Linked DNA regions of Homo sapiens: region 1 is linked to region 2. Evidence: chromatin contacts called from ENCODE Hi-C or POLR2A ChIA-PET data. All regions are on one chromosome and are shown on one strand. The core of a region is the stretch at or near the end of the contact, and the rest is flanking DNA. Distances in the headings are between cores, read along the strand shown.

Region 1 (7,068 bases), core at 3,146-5,645, 280 kb after region 2:
TGTCCTGGCAACCTAGTATCACCTGGAGGCGATGATTCCATTCTATTTTGCAAGGAGGTCATGATGTGTAGGAGGTAAGTCCTGGGTCTTAAATCAACTGAGATTGCAAATCGGGTGTTGAGCATTACTCCTTGTTTCTAACCCTACACATAGGATTAACTCCACGTGGGTCAATGGAGCAAAGATTTCTTCAAAATCAGGAGCCTGAGTAGTTTATTACTAATAAGGTGACCTTGAAAAAGATGCTTGACCTCTGTCTTAGTTTCCTCACCGCCTGATAGGGACAATGTTGTTCAATCTACCTACGTCCTAGGGCTGCTGTAGAAAGAAATCAAATGGAATCACGTACATGAACATACTCAGTCATACAATGGACTAAGTAAATAACTGTCCTTAAAACCCAGAGAGTGAGGGGCATGAGACAGGAGAGCATGGAACTAACAGCACTGGCTCTGGAATCAGACTTGATTGAGTTCAGATCATGGCTCTGCCAATTCCTACAAGAGTGACCTTGGACAAATTACTTAGCCTTTCTGGGCCTCAGTTTTCTCATCTGTAAAATAGCAATAATATAGCACTTACTTTATAGGGTTTCTTAATTAAGTTAATGTATGTCAAGAGAAGTGCCTAGCACATAGTAAATGCTCCCAAATGTCCATTATTATAAAGAATGCCACATACCTCTGGCCAGAAGCACATTCTGTGGGCTCCCACAGCCCTCCTGTGCCCATAGAAGGGAAGCACTTGCTCTGGACCTTGGCATTCTTGAAGGGATGCGTGGTGGGTCTTCCTCCAGCAGAGATGGTTCCTGGCCTCCTATTCTGGCACAGTTGACTGTGAGACCACGTGCAACTTCCACCTTCCCAAGAGCTTCAGTTTCCTGCCCTAGAAAAGAAAGGCATTCGTAATGACCTGTCCCACAAATGGTCACTTGGATTGCCTCATTTGTGGTGTCCTGGACAAAACCCCTACTCCACGATTTCCTGGATGTACACCCTACTGCAGAGGGGCGCATGAGCCCACGCATGCCACCAAATCAGCAAGAGAAGTCGAGTAAACAACCCTGGGCCTAAAGAGCTCCCTCGGGAAGGCATGGAGAATTATTTTTGCTTTAAATATCTCTAAAGAAGGTTTAGAAAAGGGACTCTCCAGCTTTTCCTTTGCCTTTACGTTTTCTGGTTAGGAACATTGAAATTTCCTATCTTGAGTCCAGGATGAAGTGGACATTTTTAAAGGGGGTTTTATTTCCAGAACACAGTCTGTTCTTCTCAGCAAAGCCCTTAATTGGAAACAGTTGTCACTGACCCCATTGGCATGCCCCAGGGTGGGGAGGGCATGCACCCAGCCTGCAGTGATTTTGCTCTGCCATTTCCAAGGAGGCAGCCTGAAGAACTGAGCCCCATATGCTGGGGGCCTCGCTGGGCTGACCAGTCTGCTTGGTAAAGGGCCGGGGCAGAGGGTGGTTTCAGCTGTGCACACTTGGTTTCTGCAGTGGTTCTAATTCAGGCTGTCCAGAGACGATCATCTGGATGACCCCTAGAAAGTTCCCCTCTGGAGCAGGAGAACAGGAGAGGAAGAGGGTGGCCATTGCACTTAGAGTGACTCTTCTGTGTTGGGTTAGCTGCTGGCTGGATTTCTGCACTTGGCTGCAGCCTCTTGTAGCTGATACATTCATACCCAGCCAGAATGACAGCCTTGGCTGCAGGTTTGGATTTCCTAACACCCAGATGTGAGCTGTGAGTGGCACACAGCAGTGACCAGTTCCTAATATTTGCTCAGATGACACAAAAGTCTTTGTCCTTGAAGCAGATCCCAAGCTAAACCTTGGACTCTGTCACCCCGGCTTCCACAGATGCTTGCTTCATAAGTCCTAAGGTAAGAAATAGCACAGCTCCATCCTCCAGCCTTACCACGAACGGATGCCAATGTGCAATCTCAGGAAGCTTCTGTGTTAGGAAGATGCTGCCGGAGCACTTGCAGTGAGTGACCCGGATCATGCAGGCCCTGTCAGATGACTTATGTCACTTTCCTCAAGGAGAAAATTACACTCTTTATACTTGGCTGAGGGGAGGAGGCATTGAGGTTTTCTTTGTGGAGGTAAAAAAAAAAAAAAAAAAAAAAGTTTTGCAGATTTTGCCTTTTTTAACCTCAAAAATATTTTTAAATGTAAGATGTTTTCTGAGGTAGAGTCTACGTGAGGTGTGACACTGTAATTGTGAATCCCACCATCCAGCTAAGCTAAGGCCTATGGAGCATAATTCACTCTTTCCTTCAGCAAATATTTGAACAGTGTAAAACTAAAACAGCCCATTCATTAAGCAATGTGCAAGGTTCTCCCGCTGAAATATCCTGGAGTCATAAGATTTGATCGCTGGGCTGCAGCAGTCAGTCTGATTAAGACCTTCAGAGACCATGAAGACAGGACCCATTAAGGAACCTCACCCCAAATTAAAGACAACACCAAATTGCATTTTTTTTAAGCATAAAGGAAGGAAATCAAGGATCTGATTTTTCCTAAAATGAATGTTTCAGTAACAAATAATCTCCACCTCTCCCATCTTCCACCCCCACTTATTCCCATCCCTCCACCCTCTCTCCACCACAATGCTCATCCACCAGAGGAAAGTGGGGGTGGGGCAGGGGTTGCACTTGAGTGACAGATGTGAGGTTATGGCTAGAAAGTGAGAGCTTAACCCCAGGGGAGAGAGTGACTTCCTCTCACAGCAAAGTGGTCTAAAGTAGGCCAAGGCAGCTGGTTGGGCGAGGAATGAGAATTCTCAAGAGGAGATGAAATTGATGCTGTAATCTCAGAGTGGGGAAGACGTAGCGGACTTTAACTCAGGAAGTTTCCATGAAAGAATTGAGAGCCTATGAGAGAGAAATACTGGAGTGAAATCAAAAGAGTTGACATGAAGGCCATGCAGAAAATTATCTTGATTCTTCCAGGAAACTAAGGACAAAAGCAATAATTCAGTTTCCGCAGAGAAATGTGTGTTCTTGGGGAAGAGTGGAGGAAATCACTCAAGGAGAAATATTGGCTTTTAAAGTCACTAGACTTAAAGACAGGGTTGGGGTCATGGAAGGGAACAGAAAACTAGAAAGGCTTGGAAATAACTTGGTGATATTTTTGGTTGATACAAGCTGAACTTTCTTTTTCTTTTTTTTTTTTTTGAGATCGAGTTTCATTCTGTTGCCCGGGCTGGAGTGCAGTGGCGTGACTTTGGCTCACTGCAACCTCCATCTCCCGGGTTCAATCAGTTCTCCTGTCTCAGCCTCCTAAGTAGCTGGGACTACAGGCACACACCACCATGCCTGGCTAATTTTTTTTTTTTTTTTTTTTTTTTGTATTTTTAGTAGAGACAGGGTTTCACCATATTGGTCAGGCTGGTCTCGAACTCCTGGCCTCAGGTGATCCACCCGCCTCAGCCTCCCAAAGTGCTGGGATTACAGGCGTGAGCCACCCCCGCCCCAGCCTATACAAGCTGAACTTTCTAAACTCTAAATCCCATAGTCTTTGGTGGACTGCATCCTAGATTCACCTTTCCTTAGCTGTGTACCAAGAGTTTGGATGCAGTAGGCACTGTGGGGAAGGGGCACTGTAGGAGCCACAAAGCGGAAAGGGTGTGAATCCCAGGGTACCCTTTGGAAAAGCCGTTGGGAGAGGGTGACCTACCCTACCACACAAGGGACAATGTAAAGTATCTGCAGGCTTCTGCTTGTGACTGCCCTGAGGCCCGGTTTTCACATAGCAGCTTTTCTGTCTATTTGTTTTACGTATTTCTCTCTAAATAAGTTTCTTTAGCTGTTTAAAAAAAAAAAAAAAAAAAAAAAAAGACAGTTCTCAAAGCAAGGTTCCCTGGACCAACAACATCAGCATCACTGGGGATCTCAGAACCTGACCCAGTGGTCTGCCCGGCCCAGACCTACAGAAGCAGAATCTGTAGGGGTAGGGCCAGCAATCTGTATTTTAATAAGCCCTTCTTGCGATCTCGTTTGAGAACCACTTGTTTAGCAAAACGGCAGGCCCATTGAGCTATCAGAGTCTTAAATATTTCACCCTTGTGCTATTTATGGGTCTATTTTTGGCTTTTGTATTTAAACTGCCTTTGCAGAAATGCACAAGGTTTCTGTGCCATAGAACTCAATGTTTCCGGGGTTATTATGCATATTACTGAATCCACAATTTTAACCTTGGGGGTGAGGAGGAGGTACAGCAGGGCCAGCATGTAATTTGATCAACTCAGTCTTCCTTCTTTTTCTAGGTTGAGGGGAGTGCAAAACAGTACACAGAGATGTGGGGAGGGGGGCTCCGGCTGCATTTGACTTCCCCTGAGCTGTGTGTCTGAGGCAACTGAGAAGTACCCTTAAGACCTACACCAGCTGGCTCTTGCCTTTGGAAACAAGTGCTCAGAGGCCGGCATGTGATCCGCCAGCAGCAGCTAGGTTGCTCACATGCTTTCCATCTCCTTTTCCTTTCCAAATTCAATTATCTTGCATTTCTCAACCCTGAGTCTCCTCCCTAACCCCAGGAAAAATGGGATTTTAGAGCCCTGGAGACTCAGTTATGCAGTTATCCCTTAGCCTCCTCGCTCCTCCCAGCCAAACATTCCAACTAGCACTCTCCCTAACTGGATTCCAGACCTGCCAAGACATTCCAGGACAGAGGCGATTCCTTCCTGCTGGCTGCCTGGCTCAGGTTGTCGAGCCAGATATGTGAGGCCAAGCACAGGTATCTGTTAGAGAGGCCAAGAGATGCGTGATCCCTGCAACCTCTGGTGCAGAGGAGCAGGCAACCGGGGCTTGTGCAAAGCTTGGAGACAGCGAGGAGCAGGAGAAGACTGCGTGTTATGTAAGGGAAGCATGTGGGTTGCGTGCTGCTATTCACCTGTTGCTAATTAGTACACTGCCTGTCAGGACTCAGGCGAGGAAAACATCTTCCTCCGACGCACGCTCACCTCGCTGTCAGAGTGAAGACATAATGATCCAGTCTAGAAGGGTTCTGTCCAACAGAAAAATTTATTGAACCACGTGGTATGTTAGGTGCTGAAGATACGAGATGAATAAACCAGGGTCCCTGCTCACAAGGAATTTGTGATCAAGAAGAGAGACGAAAACAAGTAAACAGTTGTGTACAATCCATGTGATAGAGAAAGCAAAACTACCTTTGGTGTACAAAAATCCTACACTGCTTTGAAAGTTGAGTCAGGCCAACTCAGAGGTCCCTTCTAGAAGTGCGTTCTAGGCAGGGAGAACAGTAAGTGCAAAAGTTGGGGAGTGGGCCTGGGGTTCTCAAATCCTGAAATGGCAAAATTAAGCTAAGGTTGCTATGCCAGGTACAGAGTCAGGAAGGCTGCTTCCTCTGGACGGGGCCAGCAACAAGACTCAAAATGTGAGTAGGAGAACCCAAGGAAAAAGTAGGTAGGAACAGGTCAAGACATGGACAGAGAAGGGTGGGGAGAAGTGGCGTGCAGGGAGATTGCTGGGATCATGAGCTAGCACTGAGGCTTGTCTTTGTGAGCCTCTGCAGAGGACGCTTGGGAGCAGGAGCCTAGCATAGAAGGCAGGGTCAGGTGCTGGGCACAGTGGCTCATGACTGTAATCCCAGCACTTTGGGAGGCTGAGGTGGGTGGATCACAAGGTCAGGAGTTCGAGACCAGCCTGGCCAATATGGTGAAACCCCGTCTCTACTGAAACTACAGAAATTAGCCAGGAGTGGTGGCATGCACCTGTAATCCCAGCTACTTGGGAGGCTGAGGCAGGAGAATCACTTGAACCTGGGAGGCAGAGGAGGTTGCAGTGAGCCGAGATCATGCCACTGCACTCCAGCCTGGGCAACAGAGCAAGACTCCGTCTCAAAAAAAAAAAAAAAAAAAAAAGAAAGAAAGAAAGAAAGCAGGGTCACAAGAGAGGCAACTGGAGTCCAGAAACAGTTTAAATCCCCCCCTCAATGGCGTTCTGTATTCGGGAAGGCACTAGCAGGAATGAGAGGGATAGTCCAGGAGTGGAGAACCGAAATCTGCCCATTTGTACACAAGATAAAGTTTTGAAAAAACACCAGGGAGCAAAGAATATACAAGGGTTGAAAAGTTTACAAAGCAAAAAACAATCCCGCAGAGGCATGTTTTGCTCTATTTCCCGACCTACAAAGAGATCTTCCCTCAAATGTCAGGCTCTGGCCCCAGCTCTCTTTTCCTCTCAATGTCACTCTCATGGCCCCACCACCTGGGCTGTGACTTCAATGACCATGAACACCCTCAGCCTCCAGACCAGCCCCTGTCCCAACAGACAAGTGCTTACTGGACACCTTCACCTTGAACTCCCATGGACACTGCAACCCCAACATGTCCAAAAGTGAATATGCCATCACCAGCCCTCCCCGCCATCCCCTCGCCATTGGGCCCTAGCTCAGGGAATGGTACCTCAATTCACCTTAATGCCTGACCCAGAAATCCAAGGAGGCCTTTCTCTCATCTCCTCCTTCTAATCAAATTATTTCCTAAACCACTCTGGAGCCTATTCACCTCGTATAGTTTGCTATTGCTGCTGTAACAAACTGCCACAAACTTAGTGCATTAAAACAACACAAGTTTATTATCTTATAGTTCTGAAGGTCAAAACTCCTACAATCAAGATGTCAGCAGGGCTGTGGTCCTTCTGGAGGCTTTAGAAAAGGATCTGCTTCCTTGCCTTCCCTAGCTTCCAGAGGCCACCTGCATTCCTTGGCTTGTGGCCCCTTCCTCCAGCTTCAAAGAAAACAGCAGAGCATTGTTGGGGCCCAGAAAATAATATCCCAAAATGAAGGTCTCAGAAGCAGCCTCAGAAGCAAAAGTCACAAGATTTGTAACCTCTTCAATTGCTCCTATAGATAACATAACTATTGTAAAACCTAAAATTGGTGTTTGAGGGTATCTTTCAGACCTTTCATTTTGATGAACCAGCTGGTGCCATCCAGACCAGTTAACCCATTACCAAGAAACTGTCTCAATTGGTCTTGTGACCCCCTACCCAGGAACTGACTCAGCACAAGAAGACAGCTTCAACCCTCTGTGATTTCCTTCCCAACCCAAC
Region 2 (6,681 bases), core at 926-3,425:
TCCTTCCCAAATCACCTAACGCCATTACTATGTTTCAAATTGGGCCAAACTCTAATGCAAGAAAGATGTTTTCTTCATTAATCTGAAAAACAAATGAGCTCCAAGACCTAGTCAGTAACTCACTTTCTCAACAAATGCCAACATACCAGATCATCCAAATGGCACAAGACTGCCACTCCTCACAACCCTGGAGGGCAGGATTCACATGGCAGTCTGTGTGCCTAGCATCCATGGGAGGCAGGCCCCCCACAACACACCTTTATTGGACTGCATCCCTGTGAGTAGTTCTTTGGTCAATCATGGGAGTGGTTTTGCACTGGCCCAATGGGCATCTACATGGTGGCCAGGTAGGGTGTAAGGGCAGAGTTAGACTGGCTTCATGGATCTGTTCTGTTTACCTAACCATTGATTTAACAGGCTTGCCTAGAGGAGTGGCCACCCCAACATCTACAGGAAGTACTTCCTCAGGCACAACCAGTTACTGATGACAGCTCTGTACAGTGGTTAGGAGCAAGAGCTGGCAATGACTCTTTGATCAAGGAGTCTTGATCAAAGCCCTTCCCCATCTTCTGCAAGCTCCATGATCTTACAAAGATTCCTTTATGCTTCTGGATCTTAGTTTCCTCCTCTGTGAAACAGTGTGATTAATAATACATCGCTCAAAGAGTTGTTGTGAAAATTAAGGCAACAATGTATATAAAACATTTAGCAGAGTGCTTAGTACATAGTAGGTCCACAGCTGGTGTTTTTATTATTTTTATTACCAGCAGTCCACTATTCACAAGGATTTCTGGCTTCCAAGTCTTCATATTAACTGTTCCCTTTGTCCAGAATGCTGTTTCATACACTTTTCCCAGTTAATTCCTACTAATCCTCTAACCTGGCTTACAGGGACCCCTCCTGGAACCCTCCCTTCCCTCTACTCCCAAGAGTAGGTGCCCCACATATGAGCTCACAAGCTCCAGATGGTCCATATCACCCTGTCTCCAATCGCCTGTGTGCTTGTCTGCACCAGCCAGCAGACACTGGGCTCCCGCAGTTGGTGGGAACTCCATCAATATTTGTCCTCGTTTTGCCGGTCCCTGAATCTGAGTAGCAGCCTCTTTGCCATCCTCAATGCCTCCTTCAAAGGAAAAGAATCTAATATTTTCTGAGTGTTCACCGTGTGCCAGTAATTTCCCTATGTTAGTTCATTAATTTGCCTAATAGAAGATTGGGTGAGGTAGGCATTTCCCTGTTTTTAGGATAAGGAATCAGTGGCTCAGGGGGTTAATTAACGGAATTAACTAACCACAGTTTGCCTAAGGTCTCACAGGCACAGGGCTGAGGCTGGCACCCAGAGTCAATGTTTTTGCAACACATCCCCAGAGTTTTGCCCTGTCTTATGATTCAGTCCCAATTAAGCTACAGGGATCCACAGGCTCACTCAACTACTTTCTCTCTCTCTCTCTTTCTTTCTTTCTTTCTTTCCTTCCTTCCTTCCTTTATTTTTCTTTCTTTCCTTCTTTCTTTCCTTCTTCCTTTCTTGCTCTCTTGCTTTCTCTTTTCTTTCTTTCTGTCTCTTTCTTTTTTATTTGACTTATAAGCTACAAACATTTATTTCTCATAGTCTGGAAGCTGGACGTCTGAGATCAGGGTGCCAGCAAAGTCGTGTCCTGGTGAGGGTGCTCCTCCAGGTCGCAGACTGCTACCTTCTCCCTGTGCCCTCATAGGGTGAAGGCACCTCAGCTACTTCTTGTTATCGGCCGCCTGAAAGAATACATTTTTTCCCCCGTATGCTTTATTATAAAAACACCCAATACTTTACTAAAATGTGCTCCTTCTGTCTAGCTGGTTTGGGATGTTTAGGAGGAGTCAGGGACAAATCCTCCCTGGGGGCCTTTCCCAGGGAGCGCTGAGGTCTGGTAGTCAGAGACGGGTCCTCTGGGGAATCAGAGATGAAGATGACAGAGGAAAGGTGGAGGTTTGGCAGGGAACAGCAGACAATGGCTGTGGTTGTGCCTCTGGCTGATGGTTTCCTGAGAGGCTTTGCAGTTTGAGCTGTTACACATCTGCTCTGGGTCAGTGTCCCCAGACCTTCTCTGTGCTGCCCCAGCCCTGCCAGCAGGCAGGACTATTCACGAGGAATCACATGGGATTGTAAACCCCTGGGGCTTGGAGGAACCTCTCCTCCTCATGGGGAGACTGTCATAAAGGTGGCTGCTTCCAGGGAAAGGCTGTGGCTGTACACAAGGACTCATTTTTCTGTCAAAATGAAGAACTCCAGAAGCGCACATGTATTTGGCAGCGCATCTACTATTCGCCAGCATCTGTTTTGTGCAACATGATTGTTAATGAACTGAAAAGGATCCTGCTGCTGCTGCTGCTGTTATTTTGAGGACACAGGAAGCAAAATCAGGAATTCATTTGTTCCTTAGTTTGTTCAACAAATCTGTACTGAGCACCTCCTCTTTGCAAAGTAAAGAAGAGAAAAAAATGAGATGAGGTTATGTTCTGGGTCCTCCAGACAAGTGTTGGGGGAAAGGCTGTATTTGTGAGGAACTGTCGTATCTGTGCATCTCATGCACATTGAGCCCTCAACAAAGGAAGGGACCCAGCTACAGCAAATCGGTCTGCAACGAGGAGGTGAAGAGTAGAATCTCCGCAGGCCAGCAAGCAACAAAAAGCACTCCAGGTGGAGGGAAAAGCATTAACAAACGTGGAGAAGGGAAAGCAGAACATATGAGAGAATTGCAAGTGATTTCTTTTTGACTGAAACAAAATTATATGAAGGAAGGAAATAATTCTGGCAATGCAATTGGAGCAGGATCCTAAGGGCCTTGAATGTCACACTAAGAAGTTTGCAAGCCACCAAATAGCTTAAGTAAATGATAGAGTGTCCTGACTGGGACTATATTTCAGAAAGATAAATTTGCAAACAGCATACAAGATGGACAATGGTCAAGGTGGGAGAGAATAAAACCAAATATAACAGAATCTGATAAGAGGCTTGCATCAATCAGCATAGACTTAATTATATTATAGTAACAGACAACCCTCAAATCATAGCAGCTGAAACAATAAGCGTTTATTTCTTGCTCACGCTATATGTCACTTGTGAGTTGGCTAGAGGCTCTGCTCTTCATACCCTCTCTCCCAAATCCAAAGTGTCAAAGAAGCTAGGATTGCAAATACTGCCAGATGCTTTGACAGAAGGGAAGTTACCTCATACCGTATACAAAAATGAACTCAAAATGGATCAAAGATCTAAATTTAAGAGACTAAATTATAAAACTACTAGAAAAAAACATAGGGGTAAATCTTCATGACCTTGGATTTAGCAATGGATTTTTAGACATGACATCAAAAGTACAAGCAATCAAAGAAAAAATAAATAAATGTTAGACCTCAACAAAATTGAACACTTTTGTGCTTCAAAGAACACCATCAAGAAAGTGAATAGACAACCCAAGGAATAGGAGAAAATATTGACAAATCATATCTGATAAAGGACTTGTACCTAGAATACATAAAGAACTCTTACAAGTCAATAATAAAAAGCCAAATAACCCAATTTGAAAATAGACAAAAAAACTGAACAAGTATTTCTCCATAGAAGATACACAAATGGCCAATAAGCACATGAAAAGATGTCCAACGTCATTAGTCATTAGGTAAACACATGCCAAAACCATAATGATATAGCCACTTCACAACCAATAACAGGGCTGTAGTTTTAAAAAGTCAAATAATAACAAGTGTTGGTGAGGATGTGAAAGTATTGAAACCTTCATACACTGCTGGTGGAAATATAAAATGGCACCATCACTTTGGAAAACAGTCTAACAGCTCATCAAAAATGTAATCACAGACTTTCCATTTGGTCTAGCAAATCCACTCCTAGTTATATACCCGAGAGAAATGAAAACAGGACAAGGCATGGTGGCTCGTGCATGTAATCCAAGCATTTCAGGAGGCCAAGGCAGGCAGATCACTTGAGGTCAGGAGTTTGAGACCAGCCTAGCCAATATGGCAAAACGCCATCTCTACTAAAATACAAAAATTAACCAGGCATGGTGTGTGCCTGTAATCCCAGCTACTCAGGAGACTAAGGCAAGAGAATCGCTTGAACCCGGGAGGTGGAGGTTGTGGTGAGCCAAGATTGCGCCACTGCACTCCAGCTTGAGCAACAGAGTGAGACTCCGTCTCAAAAAAAAAAAAAAAAAAAAAAAGGAATAATAACAGGTCTACACAAAAACTTGTATGTGAATGTTCACAATGGCATTATTCATAATAGCTAAAAACAACCCAAATGTCCAACAGCTGATGAATAAACAAAATGTGGTATATATGCACAATGGTATTTTATTTGGTCATAAAAAAGAATGAAGTACTGATACATACTACAACATAGATGAACCTTGAAAACAAGTGAAAGAAGCCAGTCACAAAAAAAGCGCATATTATATGATTCCATTTACATAAAATTTCCAGAATAAACAAATACATACAGATGAAAGTAGATTAGCTTAGGGCTGAGGGGGATGGGGAGATTGGAGGGAGACAGCTAATGTGTACAGAGCTTCTTTCTTAGTTGATGAACTATTCTGAAGTTCATTGTGGTGATGGTTGCACCACTTCATGGATATATTAAAGCCATTGAATTGTACTCTTTAAGTGGGTGAATGGTATGGCATGTGAATTATATCTTAAAGAAGCTATTACAAAAAATGGAAGTGAACATTGCCTTAGAGCACTTAATGTTCCTAAAAAAAAAAAATGGCTTCCAATTTCATCTAGCTGAATTGTACATTAGGCATCCTTATATCCCACAGAAGAACCAGAAATGCATGCCTGGCCTTTCCTGGTTTCTGTACACATAAGAAGAGTAAGCAAAATGTTTGCACTACCTCTGACTTCAGCCAATACCCAGGGTCTTACTGAGGGTCCACCCATTATACTCATTGGACTCCTAAGGATGTCTGTTGTCCTGGATGAAGAATGTAACAGGGCATTTTTGGTGGCTTATCAAAAGCTGCTATTCCCAACACCCACTGCTTGGTACAGAACTCTGGAGGAAAGAGATGGGAAATGTTAATGGGGCTCAAGATGCTTCTAAGGAGGAAATGGACCATGACCTGCAGCTTTTCCCTTAAGGAAACCAACGTTATTAGATTCTTTGTAATATACTGAGCTTTAACAGATGTTCTCAGTCAAGAAAGGACACCAGTTAGAATCTCAACAGGTGTGAAAGGAGTCTAGAACAAAGACTGGCTCAGGGGCAGGCCCTTGGCTGTGGTAGAGGGAATAGTAGAGACCATCCAGGTGTCCCTCATGGTCCCAGGACAGGAGCAAGCAGGATGGTAAAGAACACTCACCGACTTAGGTGTCTATACGGTGGAAAGCCTCCTAAGAAGGACAACCTAGAATTCCTGCCCAGAGCACACAATAAAGATACTGTATAAAATGGTATGACTGAGGCACAGCTTTGTTTGCTGGTTCAGGATATTTAGACCTCATGCTTAACTAAAACCTGCCAGCAAGCAATTCTCCAATGCCAGTTTTAATGAGATATCACCTGTTAATTCTGTAAAGATAATTATCTTCAGTTGAATTTAAGATTAGCATTATGGTATTACTGGAAGCATCATGAAATGTATATCTACCTTCATTATTTCTGGAAGAGAAATTGCAGATAGAAAAAAACTTTTTATTGCCATAATCACTGCAGTTGTTTATTGAATGACAGCAAGTCAGTACTTACACAGGCAGGCTATCCACATCATATGGGCCCCAGGATTAGTCCATTCTCGCATTGCTTTAAAAAAAATACCTAAGATTGGCCGGGCGCTGTGGCTCACGCCTGTAATCCCAGAACTGTGAGAGGCCGAGGTGGGTGGATCACCTGAGGTTGGGAGTTTGCGACCAGCCTGACCAACATGGAGAAACCCTGTCTCTACTAAAAATACAAAATTAGCTGGGCCTGGTGGCATATATCTGCAATCCCAGCTACTCAGGAGGCTGAGGCAGGAGAATTGCTTGAACCCGGGAGGCAGAGGTTGTGGTGAGATGAGAGTGCGCCATTGCACTCCAGCCTGGGCAACAAGAGCGAAACTCTGTCTCAAAAAAAAAAAAAAAACCTAAGATTGAATAATTCATAGAAAAGTAAGGTTTAATTGGCTGGAGGTTCTGCAGGCTATACAGGAAGCATAGTGGCTTCTGCTTCTGGGAAGGCCTCAGGCAACTTACAATCATGGCAGAATACAAAGGAGGAGCAGCATAAGGAGCAGCAAAGTGGGAGGGAGGTGCTACACACTTTTAAACAACCAGATCTGCTGATAACACACTCACTCACTATCCTGAGAACAGCACCAAGGAGATGGTGCTAAACCATTTATGAAGGATGCACCCCCATGGTCCAATCACCTCCCACCAGGCCCCACCTCCAACACTGGGGATTAAAATTCAACATGAAATTTGGGTGGGGACACAGATCCAAACCCTGTCAGCCCCCAACATAAACATGGTTCTGTCTGCTTCAAGGAAGATCCTTTTGCATGTTCCATAGCTTGTTCTCAAACTGCCCATATGATAACTCAATTAATCTCCACTTTTCCATTTTCAAACACCCAAGAAACCTAAATCTGAAATTGTTATTTGACCTCATGATCGTAAACACAAGCACTAACACTGAAATCATGA

Evidence for each region. A loop is a pair of places that touch in the nucleus more often than their neighbours do. ChIA-PET counts read pairs that join two places held with the same protein, here RNA polymerase II (POLR2A). Pooled maps may share reads with other maps.
Region 1: POLR2A ChIA-PET joins it to region 2 with 12 read pairs in HEK293. The contact joins two enhancer-like sites. A Hi-C loop is called at or near these places in 1 of 50 pooled maps. POLR2A ChIA-PET finds 5 or more read pairs at or near these places in 2 of 52 experiments (HEK293 and activated T-cell).

Annotation. Positions count from the first base shown.
Region 1 is chr2:38,495,594-38,502,661 of GRCh38, forward strand. LINC02613 (long intergenic non-protein coding RNA 2613) reads right to left here. Exons shown (of 5, transcript NR_110259.1): 2 at 682-885. Among named protein-coding and RNA genes, the nearest start is that of LINC02613, 17 kb to the right of the region's middle. Within about 2 kb of position 4,396, at least 10 of the 41 ENCODE cell types and tissues checked have a DNase peak (open chromatin) inside an H3K27ac peak, as active enhancers do.
Region 2 is chr2:38,216,630-38,223,310 of GRCh38, forward strand. The region is part of intron 1 of LOC102723739 (a long non-coding RNA gene); the gene reads right to left. Among named protein-coding and RNA genes, the nearest start is that of CYP1B1-AS1, 89 kb to the left of the region's middle. Within about 2 kb of position 2,176, at least 3 of the 41 ENCODE cell types and tissues checked have a DNase peak (open chromatin) inside an H3K27ac peak, as active enhancers do.